3 separate regions of the Homo sapiens genome follow, and all the other regions are linked to region 3. Evidence: chromatin loops called from intact Hi-C (ENCODE). Cell type or tissue: heart left ventricle. All regions are shown on one strand.

The links. A loop is a pair of places that touch in the nucleus more often than their neighbours do. Peaks named below come from ENCODE experiments on the same cell type or tissue, not always from the same donor. Only the 100,000 strongest peaks of a DNase experiment are listed, where the experiment ranks them.
Region 1: a loop joins it to region 3, with 11 times the contacts of the local background. A loop is called at or near these places in 80 of 110 quality-filtered maps.
Region 2: a loop joins it to region 3, with 3 times the contacts of the local background. A loop is called at or near these places in 50 of 110 quality-filtered maps.

Annotation. Positions count from the first base shown.
Region 1 is chr3:43,160,212-43,165,211 of GRCh38, reverse strand. No RefSeq gene overlaps it. Among named protein-coding and RNA genes, the nearest start is that of POMGNT2, 57 kb to the right of the region's middle. In heart left ventricle, a CTCF peak has its summit at 2,942; a DNase peak (open chromatin) is centred at 2,334; H3K4me3 peaks cover 713 bases; H3K27ac peaks cover 645 bases.
Region 2 is chr3:43,215,324-43,220,323 of GRCh38, reverse strand. No RefSeq gene overlaps it. Among named protein-coding and RNA genes, the nearest start is that of SNRK, 69 kb to the left of the region's middle. In heart left ventricle, no CTCF peak of the experiment used is centred here; no DNase peak of the experiment used is centred here; H3K27ac peaks cover 1,399 bases.
Region 3 is chr3:43,500,622-43,505,621 of GRCh38, reverse strand. All of the region lies in intron 11 of ANO10 (anoctamin 10), which reads left to right. Among named protein-coding and RNA genes, the nearest start is that of ANO10, 120 kb to the left of the region's middle. In heart left ventricle, CTCF peaks have their summits at 2,151 and 2,356 (motif pointing right); no DNase peak of the experiment used is centred here.

The DNA of each region.
Region 1 (5,000 bases), 340 kb after region 3:
AACAGATTTATGAAGGTTCTCACTCTGCCATTCTGGTCCTCTATTAATTTACATTCAGCAGTTTATCCTTTTTTGTTAGTCTAACAATACCACTGTAGACATTCTTGTACACATGTCCTTTAAGCATTTGTCTGATTACTCTTAAATAAATTTTTCATGCTGGATCAAGGAGATAATGCTTGAAATTTTTATACCCCAGCAATGTAATAACAGTGTGGTCCCTTCAATAACACGCTCAACTCCTTTCCAGAATTGGGTTTGATCATTCTTTTACGTCTTTGCTGGTCTGATATGCAAAAGAATCATTTTTTGTTTGAATTATCATGTCCTTGATTACTAGTGAGAATAAATATCTTTTCCAATATTTGCCACTATTTGCTCTTCTTTTGTTTATATTATAGCTTTTCTCTATTCCTGTCTCCTCCCATCTCCCTCATTCTCCCCCACCACATCCCCCATGAAGAGCCTGAACTCTTTGAAAGGTTCAATTCCACTATTGCCTTATAAACCAATATATCTAAGTGCCAATGAAAAACTGTCTCAGACCAACTCAGAAATGCATGATGAAGTCATAACCAAAATGTCTTGGTGTAACAGATGTTACAGCTTCAGCATCAGGGGTGTTATTGCCTTGTACAATTGCTTGTGTGATCCCATTTTCCTGGGGTAGCACAGACGGCACTCCCAGCCTAACAGGAATCGGTTTTTCTGCTTTATGATGCACTCTAGAACCGCTAATTACGTCCATCTCACCCCCAGCTATTTGTTATCTCTTTCCTTCTCCAGACTGAGAGATGGAGGAGGGAAGTCAACCTGGCTTGTCCGAGGGGTGCAGGATAGCCTGCAGGAGCCCTGCCCAGACTTTGAATGTAACTCTCCCAGTCACAGCTTTTCAGGGGCCATCTCACCTGAGTCACCATGGGGACAAAGTACAGGAGGAACTTGCCTTACCCTGCTCATGGGAGACTCCATCACAAGATCGTGTCTCCTGCAGGAACAGGGGGCCCAGGAGACTCAGGATCCCACTCTGGCTCTGCCTAGAGTGTCGCATCCTAGAGAACAGGAGGATACCCTCGGGCAGCCCTTGCCTCTTACAGAATCAACACGGTCAACAGGAAGATGAGAGGCGGGACTGGCTGGCTTGAAGTCCTGTCCAGCCCAGCCACTTATGATTGGGTTACCAATGAACACCTAGCCCCTGCGTGAATATTCAGAGGTTGGTGAAGTGCACCCTCCTCAACCCTCACCTCCTGCTACCCACACAGGACACCAGTCCTCAGTTTGGTCTGGGGAGTCAAGCTGCCTGAGCTTGAATCCCACCTCCACTTTCTACTGGCTATGTGACCTTGGGCAAGTTATTTAAGCTCTCTGCTCCTCAGTTTCCTCACCTATAAAATGGGGACAATGCTATTACCTACCTCAGACAGTTGCTGGGAGTGGTTCTAAGAGAGGTAACAGATATACAGTGCTTCCAACTGTGACTGATAGACAGTAACCACTCAAAAAATGTTAGCAATCAAAACGCTTTAGAGTTTAGCCACTGCTCCTAGCCCTGCCCTCTGCAGCCATTGTCTATCTCAACAGCAGGAAATCTGCTAGGGCTGGGGCACACTGAGCACTGTGCCAGGATGCCCACCACCTGGGGATGGGTGAGGAGATGGGCTGGTGGAACCCTGGAACCCTGCTCCTGCACTGTTTCCTGGGAGAAGAATTTGTGCCTGCTCCCAAGTGCAATATATGGAGCCCCATGACTTAGAGTCAGAAAGATATGCCTTTAAGTGCCTGCTCCTTATTGACTCTCCATGAGACCTTCATAAGGGTGAATTCCTTAAGCTCTGGGTGTCGATTTGTTCATTTTGAAAATGGAAATCAGAGTATGCACCACTTGCTGTGTTAGGGGAAAGATTAAATTGCTAATGCCTAAGACCTGATAAACACCACTGGCACCACACTAAGGATTCATCTTGGGTCGTAAAAAGTGACATTCTGCTCTTATCATAAAGAGCCCCCCGCCCCACCTCCACAACCCTATTTCGAATAAAGGACATACCAGTTTCTGCAAATTTGGTCTTATTTAAAGCCAAGCAGAGGTGGCTTTTATGTGATGTGACATAAAAATTCAGACTGAGCCCTGTTTTGCTTTCTCTTTTGGCTGCTAACTTGACCTAGCTGCCTTTCTTCCCCTCACACCACGGGAGTTCGGGTTGCCAGGTAAAATCAGCACAAGTCTAACACTTCCTGTCAGCTCAACCTGAGTTTCTTCCACTTATGCTGTCTGCAGTGGCTTCGGCATCCCGAGCCAAGGGGCCAAGGGTGATGTGTGGCTGTGCTGACACATCCCCTTCCCCTTGAGTAGCCCTGGGACCTGGGATGCGGGAGAGGGAGCAAGTGAGCCAGTGCTCAGAGAACAGCCACCTACAGACCCCTAGGCAGGAGACCCCAAAAGGCCGCACTTAGCCTCCACAAAGAACCAGGCCCTCTTCCTCAGCGGAACCATTTCCAGAACGCAAAGCATCCTCTGGGGAGGTCCAGCTGCTGTGCCTTTGCCACTTCTCAGTGCTGAGCTGGTTTGGCAGGGAATGTGGCAGGCAGCAGTTGGCAGTCACAAGGGTCAGAGGAGCATTCTGTGGCATTTATACAGAGTCACGTTTCTGACTTGACTGAAAGTAGAATCTTTAATAATATATAGGTTTTAAGTGACTGAGGGTTGCTCTTGCCAAATCCTAGCATAAAGCATATTTTTACAGCTGGGATGATAAATCCCTGAAAGACGGCACTTACCATGGAAACGCTGACACAGCCTTTCATTCCCTTCACAGTGATTAAAATCCTTATTTCAATTTGTTTTTCTTTATTTTGAGCTAGAGTCATTTGCAAGCCCAGGAATACATCTCTCTGTGAAAGAAAACGAAATGCTGCCCTCTGTCAGAAATAAAATGAAACTGTTCTTAACTCACTGCAGTGGTACAAATCTCGCCTTGAAGAATCATGAAAACCCAGGAAATCAGGCTTTCTAGCCAGAGTAGAAACTCCTGCAGAACTTACCTTGTTTCCTAGGGAAAGTAAGACAGAGACAGGAAGGCAGGCAACCAACGGTGTGTTATCAAACCAGGGGCCACTATGGGCATCTGGAGATTTAGCCTTTGAGGAATTCCGGGAGCCATTGCAGCCAGTGCACATCAGGACCATCCTGCCTACAAGGTGGGATGCTCTGGGGTGTTTGTTCGCCAGTTCCCACCAGTCACTGGTTTCAAGCTGCCGCACATCAGTGCTTATGCATTTCTGGCCTGCTGCTCATTGCGGGCTCCAATGGCCAGAGGGAGCCCTCAGGCAAAGAGATGCAGATTTGGCAGTTGGAGGCCCAGCCCTTGTGCTGGTGAGGCTTGAGTGCATATAGGGAGCCCTGATCTGTCCACTGATCCCACTCTCCATTATCCCTTTTATGCTTCTTTGGACTGTTTTATTTGCAAGTATATTTAATATGGTTTGGATGTTTGTCCCCTCCAAATCTCATGTTGAAATGTAATCCGCAGTGTTAGAGGTGGGGCCTAGTGGAAGGTGTTGGGGTCAAGGGGGCAGATCCCTGATGAATGGCTTGGTGCCCTCCCCATGGTAATGAATGAGTTCTCAATCTTAGTTCACAGGAGAGCTGGCTATTTAAAGGAGGCTGGCACCTCTTCCTCCCTCTCTTGCTCACTCTCTCGCCCTGTGACATGCTGGCTTCCCTTCCCTCCTGCCATGACTAAAAGCTTCTTGACGCCTCATCAGAAACCAAGCAGATGTGGGCTCCATGCTTCTTGTACAGTCTGCAGAACTGTGAGTCAAATAAACTTCTTTTCTTTATAAATTACCCAGTCTCAGGTATTCCTTTATAACAACACAAAATAAGCTAACACAATATTTCATTCCCTTGGGGTTCAGGGAATTCCCTCTGTTTATCCAAGTCTTATCATCCGTGCTGAACCAAAAGCTCAGTGATCCTACTAACCAAATGCCCAGGAATGTCTTTCTACCTTTCCAAATCTTGTAATTGGAAAATCCATAATTGACCTGGCCACATGTCTTAATTTGCCAGTGAGATCTCAGCAGTGTTTCTCATTTAATAGCTGATGTGGTCTCAAATTTCCCAACCTAACAAGGCTTCATTCAACTCTGCAGATCATATTAGAACTTGGCCTAATGAGACCTGAGCATTTCCCTGATTCTGCACATGGTCAGAGCTTGGCAACAGGGTTTTCCAGAGTGTTCCACAGATAATCAGTCTGGAGAGATATTCCTCAGAATGGGGATTCAGAGATGAGATAAGCCTGGTAACATCACTAGGTATAGCACCCTCTTAAAGATCATAAGGCCCACCAGGATATTAAAGGCTCTGAGAAGTCCTGCAGGGAATAAATCCAATTAGCTTTGTTTAACTCAATGTTTCCCAACTTATTTCATCACTGGACTAGTTCTTCACGAAACATCTATTATCATCCTGTAACATACCAGATATAGTACACTTAACTGGATTTGCCTTTTATTTGTTTTCCCCCCTTATTTTAGTGAATTTTAAAAATATTTTTATTATACAAGTATGACATGTTTTGTAGAAAGACTGGGCCGGAGGCAGTGGCTCACGCCTGTATTCCCAGCACTTTGAGAGGCCAAGGAGGGCAGATCATGTGGTCAGGAGTTCGAGACCAGCCTGGCCAACATAGTGAAACCCCATCTCTACTAAAAAAAAAAAAAAAAATACAAAAAATGAGCATGGTGGTGGGTGCCTGTAATCCCAGCTACTTGGGAGGCTGAAGCAGGAGAAGTGCTTGAACCCGGGAGGCAGAGTTTGCAGTGAGCTGAGATCGTGCTTTTGCACTCCAGCCCGGGCAACAGTTCGAGACTCCGTCAAAAAAAAAAAAAAAAAAAGACTGAAAAAATACAAATAAGGAAAAAAGGAAGAAAAGGCACCGTGACATAATTACTGTGAACATTTTGGGTTCCGGAAGCGCATGTGTCCATGT
Region 2 (5,000 bases), 290 kb after region 3:
AATATTTTTTACTTTCACCCACTTAAGTGGAGCAAAAGACTCAATGTTCATCTAGTCTACCCTTTTACACATTCTTATGGAAAAACCATGAGACTTGTGTATAATAACAAAATGTTGCTGTGTGAGCAGGGCTCTTTTGGGAGGGAGTGGTATTGTGTAACATTTGCTTTTGCATGAAGAGTATTGGTGATTCCTATTTGAACCACAATGGATGCATATCTTTCAATCTAATTAGAAAATTAGAAGACCCTAATACTGATGTGGTAAATGTAGAAACCTAAACATTGCAAGGGAGAGCAGATTATCTGCAATCAGCTATGTGGATAGCACAGCAGTAGCCACTGATGAGTGAGAGAACAAACTTTGCTTCCTTCTAAGTGTGGGACTTCCAGACATCTACAGGTATGGATGCACAGCAGAAATTTTGTTGGTTGCCGCTTGCTGCACGGATGACAGAATTTGGAGTAGAAGCCTGAATTAAAGTATTCAGGTCACACAGTGCTTTTGGTTCACAAATTCCAAATTCACCCATCCTTACTGATTCTCTTAATAGGTTACTAGTAAGAAGCAATGAACTCTCCATAAAAGCGACAGTTGGAGGACTGTGTGGCATTCACTCAGAGGAGCAGAGGGAATTTACCTCTTTGGAAAGCAGTTTGCACTCATCAGGAGAATTCTTGTATCCCACCAGTGCTTTGAAGCCTGCTTTGAAAATGACTGTTAAAATTACTGCATTGGCAAAAATTTATAAGCTACTCTGCCGTGAGATAGCCAAAGTCCTAGAGAATTGGGACTCCGTGATTGAAAAGGCCACTCACCCAAATCATGCTTGTTCCCAGTAAGGAGCAGCCCTTCAAATGATGAAGGTCCTTCTGAAGCATCAGTGTTGGCATCTGGGACACTTTTTCTAGAAAGAACTTGCTGTGTGAACTGCAAACACTTGGGGAAATCTTTTCACAAGGAGGTTCTAAGAGCTGAATAGGCATTGAGGAGCTCCAGCCCTACTCTACTCCAGCCCTATAACTTTCAATCATAACCAAACTTCCCATGGCAATGCTATGGTAGGGCTTTTGAAGCAGTGGCTTTAGACCCACTTGTTTCACTGTGCTCTGGTCTTCTCAACTCTCTTGTCTTAGGATCTTGCCAGCAACTGCCCTGTTTTTTTTGCCCTATCTCTTAGGTCTGATTCCTCACTCATTCTTTGGGCTTGTAGACCCTCTTGGGCTTCCCCAGCTTGGACCATTTCAGGCTGTCATTTGTGACTTGCACCTACTCTCTTGTTCTTCCTACATCTGTTCATTTCAATTATCCACTCACCTGACCCACCTGTAGTTTCATTTCCAGTTCCAGCGGCCCAGAAGGGAGGTGAGATGTAGCAAAACGACATCTTCAAGTCTCCTGAATCCAAACACACCTGCCACAGTTAACCATCATGTACACCTAGGGACAAGTCTGTGTTCAGCCATGTGCTGTGGATCTGTACTTTGTAGGAATTGAGAATATGTATGAATTTGAGGTTGATAGCTAGGTAGATACTGAATTATTTCCATATCACTTGGTATAGCCATCTTCCCACCACCATGACCACCTAGACCCTTCCTCAGAACTCTCTGGACCTTCCCTTAATCCTGCAACTTAAGGGGCAATGCCTGGCCAACTGGGGGTGGGAGGATGCCAGTGGGGCTTTGATTGGGTACCCTGACCAACATTCTTTTAATTGGTTGATACCTGAGCCATACTAGTTGATATAAATCTTAAATATCAACCTGTGAAAATGTGCTGTAGTCTCAGACATTTCCATATCAAAAATGAAAAAGAAAAAAAAGCCAGACATGTGACTGCCATGTCAAACATTCTCAGCCTGCAGTTTCTTCTCTTCAAAGGCCACCCCAGAGGCATGAATGTTGGTTTGCAACAAGGAGATTATTTCATAAATATTGCTCTTTGCCAAATCCCCAGAGGCCCTTGAAGGTTGGGTGCTAATAAAGCTTGAATTATTATTAAGCATGTGGTCTATGTAGGTCATTGCCAAGTACTGGCCTGATGAAAAGTAAAGAAAAACAAAGCAAACACAATAACCCCAGATAGAGCATGGATGAGGAAGTGCAACCCCATTCTCCAAATAAGAAACACACCTGAAATCTCTTTTCTTTTTTGTCTTGAAACCAAGAAGGACTTGGTTTCCCCACCTGTAAAATGAGGGTCATAAGAATGACCTCCTTCACTAGTGTTTTAGAATTTTTGACAATATGCTTCTTTAGAAGAAGGGGGGCGGCCAGCGAGGAATAGTGTTGGTAGACTCAGCTTTATCCTGTAGCTTTAGGTTTTCAGTTGCTGACACATGTTGCAGTGTTTGGCTTTTATTTTACCCAGCAACCCCAGAAAGGGGGTGCGGTAGGAGTAGCAAAAGGAAATGCTCCAGGAATTCAAGGTCTTGCCTGAAGGAAACCGCAGATGCCTTAGTCAGATTCTGCATGGAGGCTCTTTTCCAGATGTTCACAGGGAGATGACCCATGTCAAGCTTTCGGCCACTTGGGCAAGTTTCAGGATTGTTCTTTAGGGAGAACCTCTTCCTGAGCAATGAGGAACATGTGCATTTCCCAAGCATCCTGTTGGGTGGTAACGTTCCCTTCCTTACCAAGGTGCTTCCAGCTGAAAGGGTGTCAGTGCAGGCAGGAGAGGCAGATGAATGGTCTGAGGCCTGGGGTTAGGCATCTGGAGGAAGATGGTGGGATTGGAGGTATCTGGGGGTTATTGCTGGATCCTAGATTTGGAAAGATGCTCTCGGGGAGAAGGCAGTAGATCTACTTGTGCTAATATGGTCTCTGGCAAGAGGATTCCAGGCTGCGTCATCTCCTCTGACCCTAGCAGAGAATGAGAATCCTTAAGAAGAAAGCGTAGAAAGCACAGGAAGAGAGGAACTCAAGCTAAGCTGAAGGGAGGAGGGCAGAGCTGGGGGAGTTGTAGCACAGTGGAGACCACACCAAGCCCTAAGCATTCTCCTTTTTTTTAAAGAAGAGAGAGAGAGAAAGAAAAAAAAAAAACCTCAGCTAATGTTTACTTCCTCCTGTTTTACAGAATATTTGAAGTGAACCTGTACCTTTAGTTTCATTTACATATGAAATAAACACATGTATTTATTTGGCGCCAGGCACTCTTCCAGAGTTTCATAAGTTTTAACTCATTTAGTCCCTATGACAGTCGGAAGTAGTTAGTATGGTTATTCCCATTGCACTGTGAGGAAACGGAGGCACAGAACGGTTGAGTGACTGGTCCCCACAGTTATACAACTGATGAGGAGGAGCTGAGATTGGACTCTAGGCAACCTGGCTTCCAAATCTATGCTCTTGACCCTTGACTTAGATTTTTTAAAATAGACTTTATTTTTTAGAACAGATTTATAGAAAATTAAGAAGACACTATTGAGAGTTCCAATATATTCCTTACCTAGTTTATGCTATTATAAACATCTTATGTTAGTATGGCACATTTGTTACAATTAATGAAGCACTATTGATGAACTATTATTAACCAAAGTCCATAGTTCATTTGGATTTCCTTAATTTTTACCTAATTCTTTTTTTCTGTTCCAGGATCCGATCCAGGATTCAACATTACATTTAATCATAATTTGTCCTTGGGCTTCTCTTGGCCGTGACAGTTTCTCCAACTTTCCTTGTTTTTGATGACCTTGATGATTTTGAGGAGTGATGGTCAGGTGTCTGGGAATGTGTCTGATGACTTTTTCTCATGATTAGACTGGGGTTCAATCCTTGATTCTTGATGGGTATAATGCAAAATTCCACACTAGTTTTGTTTTTTTGTTGTTGTTTTACATACTTGTTTCTTTTTGGAGGAAGAAAGAGATTCCTGTTCTGTAGTTGTTCTGGGTCATCCGGTTCCATTTAAAAAGAATAATCTTAACACAGACTCTCCAGCTGTTGTGAGGCAAAAGGGCCCTTGGTCTATGTTAGCCTCCATATTTCAGGATTGCAGGTTGCATTCAGCTCCTTCGCGGCCCTAGGCTGGCCCTGTTCATTCATCCCTGTTAAAACTGGGCCCTGGCACAGAAAAATGTAAAAGGAACACTGTTGGGGGCTCGGCACTGTAGGGCTCTGCCCTACCCACTTATCTGTCATCTGGTTCTACTTGCTTCCTGGTAAGCAACTCTTCCTCATGCCTTTGTCTTACCCCACTTAACCCAGAGCGACAGCCTGCAGCATGCACATGGCTAGCTGCCTCCCAGCTCTGGACCCTTGATGCTGTCTCTGTAACCTTTCTTGTTTTTTTCTGCTGTCTTTGCAGAGGCATCTCCTCAGTTACTCCTGCATGTGCACATCTGTAGGATTGCTACCCGCCACCTTCCTTAGGGGCTGTCCTGGTAAGTGGACCCAGGCACTCAGCAAACCCACCATCCCAGTCTACAGCACTGTCAGATGCCTCCTTGTGGTCCAGACTGGGGACACATCCTTTTTTTCTTCTCAGAGAGAACTCAGATCATAAAGATATTTACATATGGAAGAAGTGCTTGAGATATGGTCTTGAGATTATAAAAATACACTCAACCTTTTAAAACCATAGCAACACAAGAGACAAGAAGGCTGAAAACTAAAGTGCATTTAAATATAGCTGTAGGCTACAGGTTTGGAAATATAGTTTTTTAGGAAAACAATTAGAGGGAATAGAGTCCTGCCTTCATTCTCACCTGTATCACTTAGAGCCCCACCAAGCTCTAAGCCCAAACCCCAATACATGTCTGTTGGCTGCATGAGTGAATGAACCTACAGAAGAAATTTCCCAGCTGCCTCCAACAGGTCATAGCCCATCCCTTCTCCATCTCTTTTCCTCCTTTCCTTTGGTCTGGATAGTCAGATAACAGGTTTGTGGCTCATGTTACCTTCTCCACCCTCCTTGTGATACATTGAGTTCTTGGCCGCAATTCTTCATATTTTGCTGCATCCACACCCTTTGCCATGGAACTTTGCTGATCCTTTCACAAC
Region 3 (5,000 bases):
GAAAGATGACTTACTGGAAAGAGCACGTGAAGAAAATGTGTTATATCATTCCTGATGAGTAAGGAAGCCAACTGAGGTTTTGAAGCATGCCTCACATAAAGGGCTTTGATGGGGTATAATTGTGGGTTTCACTGGTACCTGAGTAAACCCATGTAGATGATGACATCTCATGAAAAACACATGCTTCTTAGTCGATTTACTAGTGAAATAGTGTTGGGGGAATCCAGCCTATAGACAGTCCTCATGCTCAGCAGAAAAATGTTCTGACAATTAAAACAATTTTAATTTGAATCTTATTTTCTCATAGAAAAAGTGATGTGACAGAAAATGTTTATTCTAACTGGGGATCTGATGCCCAACATTTTATAGAAATTACCATAAACATTGTACTTAATTACATTTATTTTCAAGTGTAAGTGGCATGCTATTTAGTATAGAACTTAGATAGTATTTAAAAACTCGATGGCATTTTATTTATGCTAACACTATCTCATACTATACCAGAAGCTGCTTTTGTTTTCATGCATTCTACTTAAATTTTAGTAAAGCAAATCAGAGCAACTCTCATGGCACTTAATAGAATTCAAAAGAACTTTGTTCAGATTTTTACCATCTTCTTTGAAAGAAACTTTGGACTGGTTGATACATTTTTTAGAAACGGATTCAAGAATAATTTTCTTTCTGCTGGGCACAGTGGCTCACACCTGTAATCCCAACAGTTTGGGAGGCAGAGGTGGGAGGATTACGAGGTCAGGAGTTCAAGACCAGCCTGGCTAACATGTTGAAACCCTGTCTCTACTAAAAATACAAAAATTAGCCAAGCATGGTGGCATGTGCCTGTAATCCAGCTACTAAGGAGGCTGAGGCAGGAGAATCCCTTGAACCCAGGAGGCAGAGGTTGCAGTGAGCCGAGATCATGCCACTGTACCTCAGCCTGGGTGACAGAGTGAGACTCTGTCTCAAAAAAAAAATAAATAAATAATTATTTCTGTCATTTCTCTGATATTTTGTTGAAAAGGCTTTTTCCTCTAAACTACATAAACTAATCTGTTTTTTTTATGAACAGTAACTCTCTTAGCAATGGCAGAAAACTATGCCATTATAGATAGCTACAGTTGCAATCAGCTAGGTACCAATTACATTGCCCATCTGTTTCGTAATTGTTATTTACATTTCTTAGCAGAGATATTTCATGCTTTTCCTTTGCCTTTGATTTATTTGCACTGGTTTTTTTTCACCTGTAGATCACACTTTAGATCCCCAACGCTTTATTTTTATCTATCTATCTATCTATCTATCTATCTATCTATCTATCTATCTACCTACCTACCTACCTACCTATCTACTTATTTTTTGAGGCGGAGTTTTACTTGTCGCCTGGGCTGGAGTGCAGTGGTGCAATCTCAGCTCACTGCAACCTCCGCTTCCTGGGTTCAAGTGATTCTCCTGCCTCAGCATCCCGAGTAGCTGGGATTACAGGTGTCCGCCACCGTGCCGGCTAATTTTTGCATTTTTAGTAGAGACAGGGTTTCACCATGTTGGCTAGGCTCGTCTTGAACTCCTGGCCTCAGGTGATCCACCGCCTTGGCCTCAGCCTCCCAAAATGCTAGGATTATAGGTGTGAGCCACCACACCCAGCCAATCCCCAACACTTTATATAACAAGGTGTTATATAACAAGACTGAAAGCTTCAGTGCAAATGGCAGCCTTATTCAGATTTGCTATACTGTGAAAAAAAAAATCCTCTCTCAGCCTTCAAATCATAAAAATCACCTGATTAGAATGCAGTTTTTAATAGGATAAATGACTGTGAAGTGATGAGACCTCTCTTTGTATGATAGCACTGAGAAATTCAAACAAATCTTAACGGTCAGAGCAGCCAAGGCAGCCTATAAACTTAGGCTGGGCTTGGCCTGAAACCTGTTTGAAACTATTTTATTTGGTTTCTTCAGAGATGTTTTCATAGCCACATGAGTAAATTCGTTTTTTATGTTATGGTGATAGGACAAAGAGAACGATATTAGTCAAAGGGGGAGTGAGCTGTCTTCCTTGTCATATGGCTTAGCTCTGCCCCCTTCTCTTCATTCATGGCTGCTTAAGCTTCTGATGGATCCTGAAGGGAGTAGATAAACTTGCCTTGTGGCTTTGGAGCCATCACATTTGATCTATGGGCCTACTCCCCTCTCCTCATCTATTGGGATGAATGTTAGTAGTGATCTACTTGTGAGACTTGGGTTTCCCAATAAGAAAATAATTAGGTGATCTCTCTCCCCACCCATCACCAAGAAATCAAAATAAATTAGAATCTTCCTTTCAGTATCTGAGAGTATTTAAAGGTGTTTTAAACCACTAGAGGGAGCCCATATTGTTCTGATTTCTGAAACCTGTAATGTTTAACAGCTTGATTTTATTGCCTATAGAAAAGGATCTCTCTAACCAATGACTGGATCACTACATCCATAACTGTAGTGTTCTCCCTTAGTTTGCATTTTTTCTTTTTTCCCAGTTTTTTTATTGTGGTAAAATATACATAATACAAAATTTACTGTCTTGACCATTTTAAGTGTACAATTCAGTGGTATTAAATACATTTATAATGTGCAACCACAGTAATCATCCACCTCTATAATTCTTTTCATCTTGTAAAACAGAAACTCTATACCCATTAAACAATAACTCCCTATTATCCCCTCCACCTAGCTCCTGGAAACAGCCCTTCTACTTTCTGTCTTTATGATTTTGACTATACTAGGTATCTGATATAAGTGGAGTCATATAGTACTTGTCTTTTTGTGACTGGCCTATTTCCCATAATGTCCTCAGGGTTTATCCATGCTGTAGCATGTCAGAATTCCCTTAGTTTTTAAGGCTGAATAATATTCCATTGCACGTACATACTGCATTTTGCTTATCCATTCATCTGTTGGTGAACACTTGTGATGCATCCACTTTTTAGCTGTTGCTTTACTTCATTTGTGTTGTTATAAAAGGAATACCTGAGGCTGGGTAACTTGTTTTTAAAAGAGGTTTATTTGGCTCATGGTTCTGCAGGCTGTACAAGAAGTGTGACACAAGCATCTCCATCTGGTGAGGGCCTCTGGCTGTTTCCACTTGTGGTGCAAGGTGAAGGGGAGCTGGTGTGTAGAGATCACATGGTGAGAGAGGAAGCAGGAGAAGCGGGGAGGTGCCAGGCTCTTTCTGACAACCAGCTCTGGCAGGAACTAATAGAGCGAGAAGTCACTCATTACAGCAAGGATGGCACCAAACCTTTCATGAGGAATCTGCCCCCATGACCCAAACACTGTCCACTAGGCACCATCTCCAATATCAGGGATCAGATTTCAACATGAGGTTTGGGGGAACAAATATACAAACTATAGCAGCTATTGTGAATAATGTTTTATAAACATAGGTATACATGTATCTCTTCAAGATGCTGGTTTCAGTTCTTTTAGATATATACCCAGAAGTGGAATTACTGGATCATATGGTAATTCTATTTTTAATTATTTGAGGAATTTCCATACTGTTTTGCATAGTGGTTGTACCATTTTACATTTCCACCAGCAATGCACAAGGATTCCAATTTCTCCGTATTCTCACCAACACTTGTTATTTTCTGGTTTTGTTTGTTTATAGTAGCCATCCTATGGGTGTGAGGTAAGGAGAAAAGTGGAAAATCACCAAACGGAGACCATCGTTGATACTGGTGTTCTTGTACTCTGTGGCTTAGAATAGGATGTGGGTGAAGTAATTGGAGACAGATCATTTTGATAGCTCCTTGGCTGGGGTCTGTGGCTATCCTCCTCCCCTTCTCCATAATACTCACTGTCATCTTCCACCACATTTCTTTCCACCAATCCCTGGACAGATTTAGTTCCATTCAGCAGAATATCAGTCATGTGTGGACATTATTATGCTGGGCTGTGTGGCAAAGTAGAAAGTGAATAATGAGCTGTCTTTCTTGTCAGGGTAACAATCTTAGTCTTCATTGCATCCAGGTAATGTGTTTTGGCCTCTTTCAACCTCTCTTCCCTTTGCTTTCCTCTGCCTCTCTACTAAGAAGCTTTGACCTCATGATTTCTCAGACCCCCTTCACTGCTTCAGATTCTCTAGATTTTTCATTTTGTGTTTTATTGTCTTTTTAAAGTATTGGGAATTTATAAGATTTTACACTTCCTGCTATAGTTTGGATGTTTGTCCCTCCAAACCTCATGTTGAAATATGATCTGTAATGTTGTGGTGCCTAATGGGCAGTGTTTGGGTCATGCGGGCAGATCCCTCATGAATGGCTTGGTGCCATCCTTGTGCTAACGAATGATTTCCCACTCTGTTAGTTCCTGCTGGAGCTGGTTGTTAAAGAGCCTGGTACCTCCCCTCCCTTTGCTTCCTCTCTTGCCATGTGACTGCATAGCTGGCTCCCCTTCACCTTCCATCATGAGTGGAAGCAGCCTGAGGCTCCCACCAGATGGAGATGCTGGTGCCATGCTTCTTGTACAGCCTGAAAAATCATGAGACAAATAAACCTCTTTTCTTTATAGATTACCCAGCCTCAGGTATTTCTTCATAGCTATACTAATGGACGATGGCATCTTCTGTTTCAGAATACAACTAATTTCTTCACTGAGAGATTTGAGTTGATTCAACTGTACGTACAGCGCCCTCCCCAGCCCTCTTACATACCTGTGTTATAAGATGGTCTGCCTTCCGTTTTTGTTGTTGTTGTTGTTGATCACCATTCTAGGTTGAGCTATAGGAAGTCATGTAGATGTCAAAGCTTATGGAGTCTTTCTAAACCTTCTAAGATTATGCCAACCCAATTCAGAGTATATACACTGATAAAGTAAGATATTTATTAGGATAATTTCTGTAATGGTTGTGTTTGTGCACTAAAGTGTCACTCAGGGTTGAAAAGGCAAATCGTGATTTCAGTCAATTACATTCAAGACTGGTTTTACTTTTAATACCTGCAGAGTTATAGCTTAGGACAGAAGCTTAAG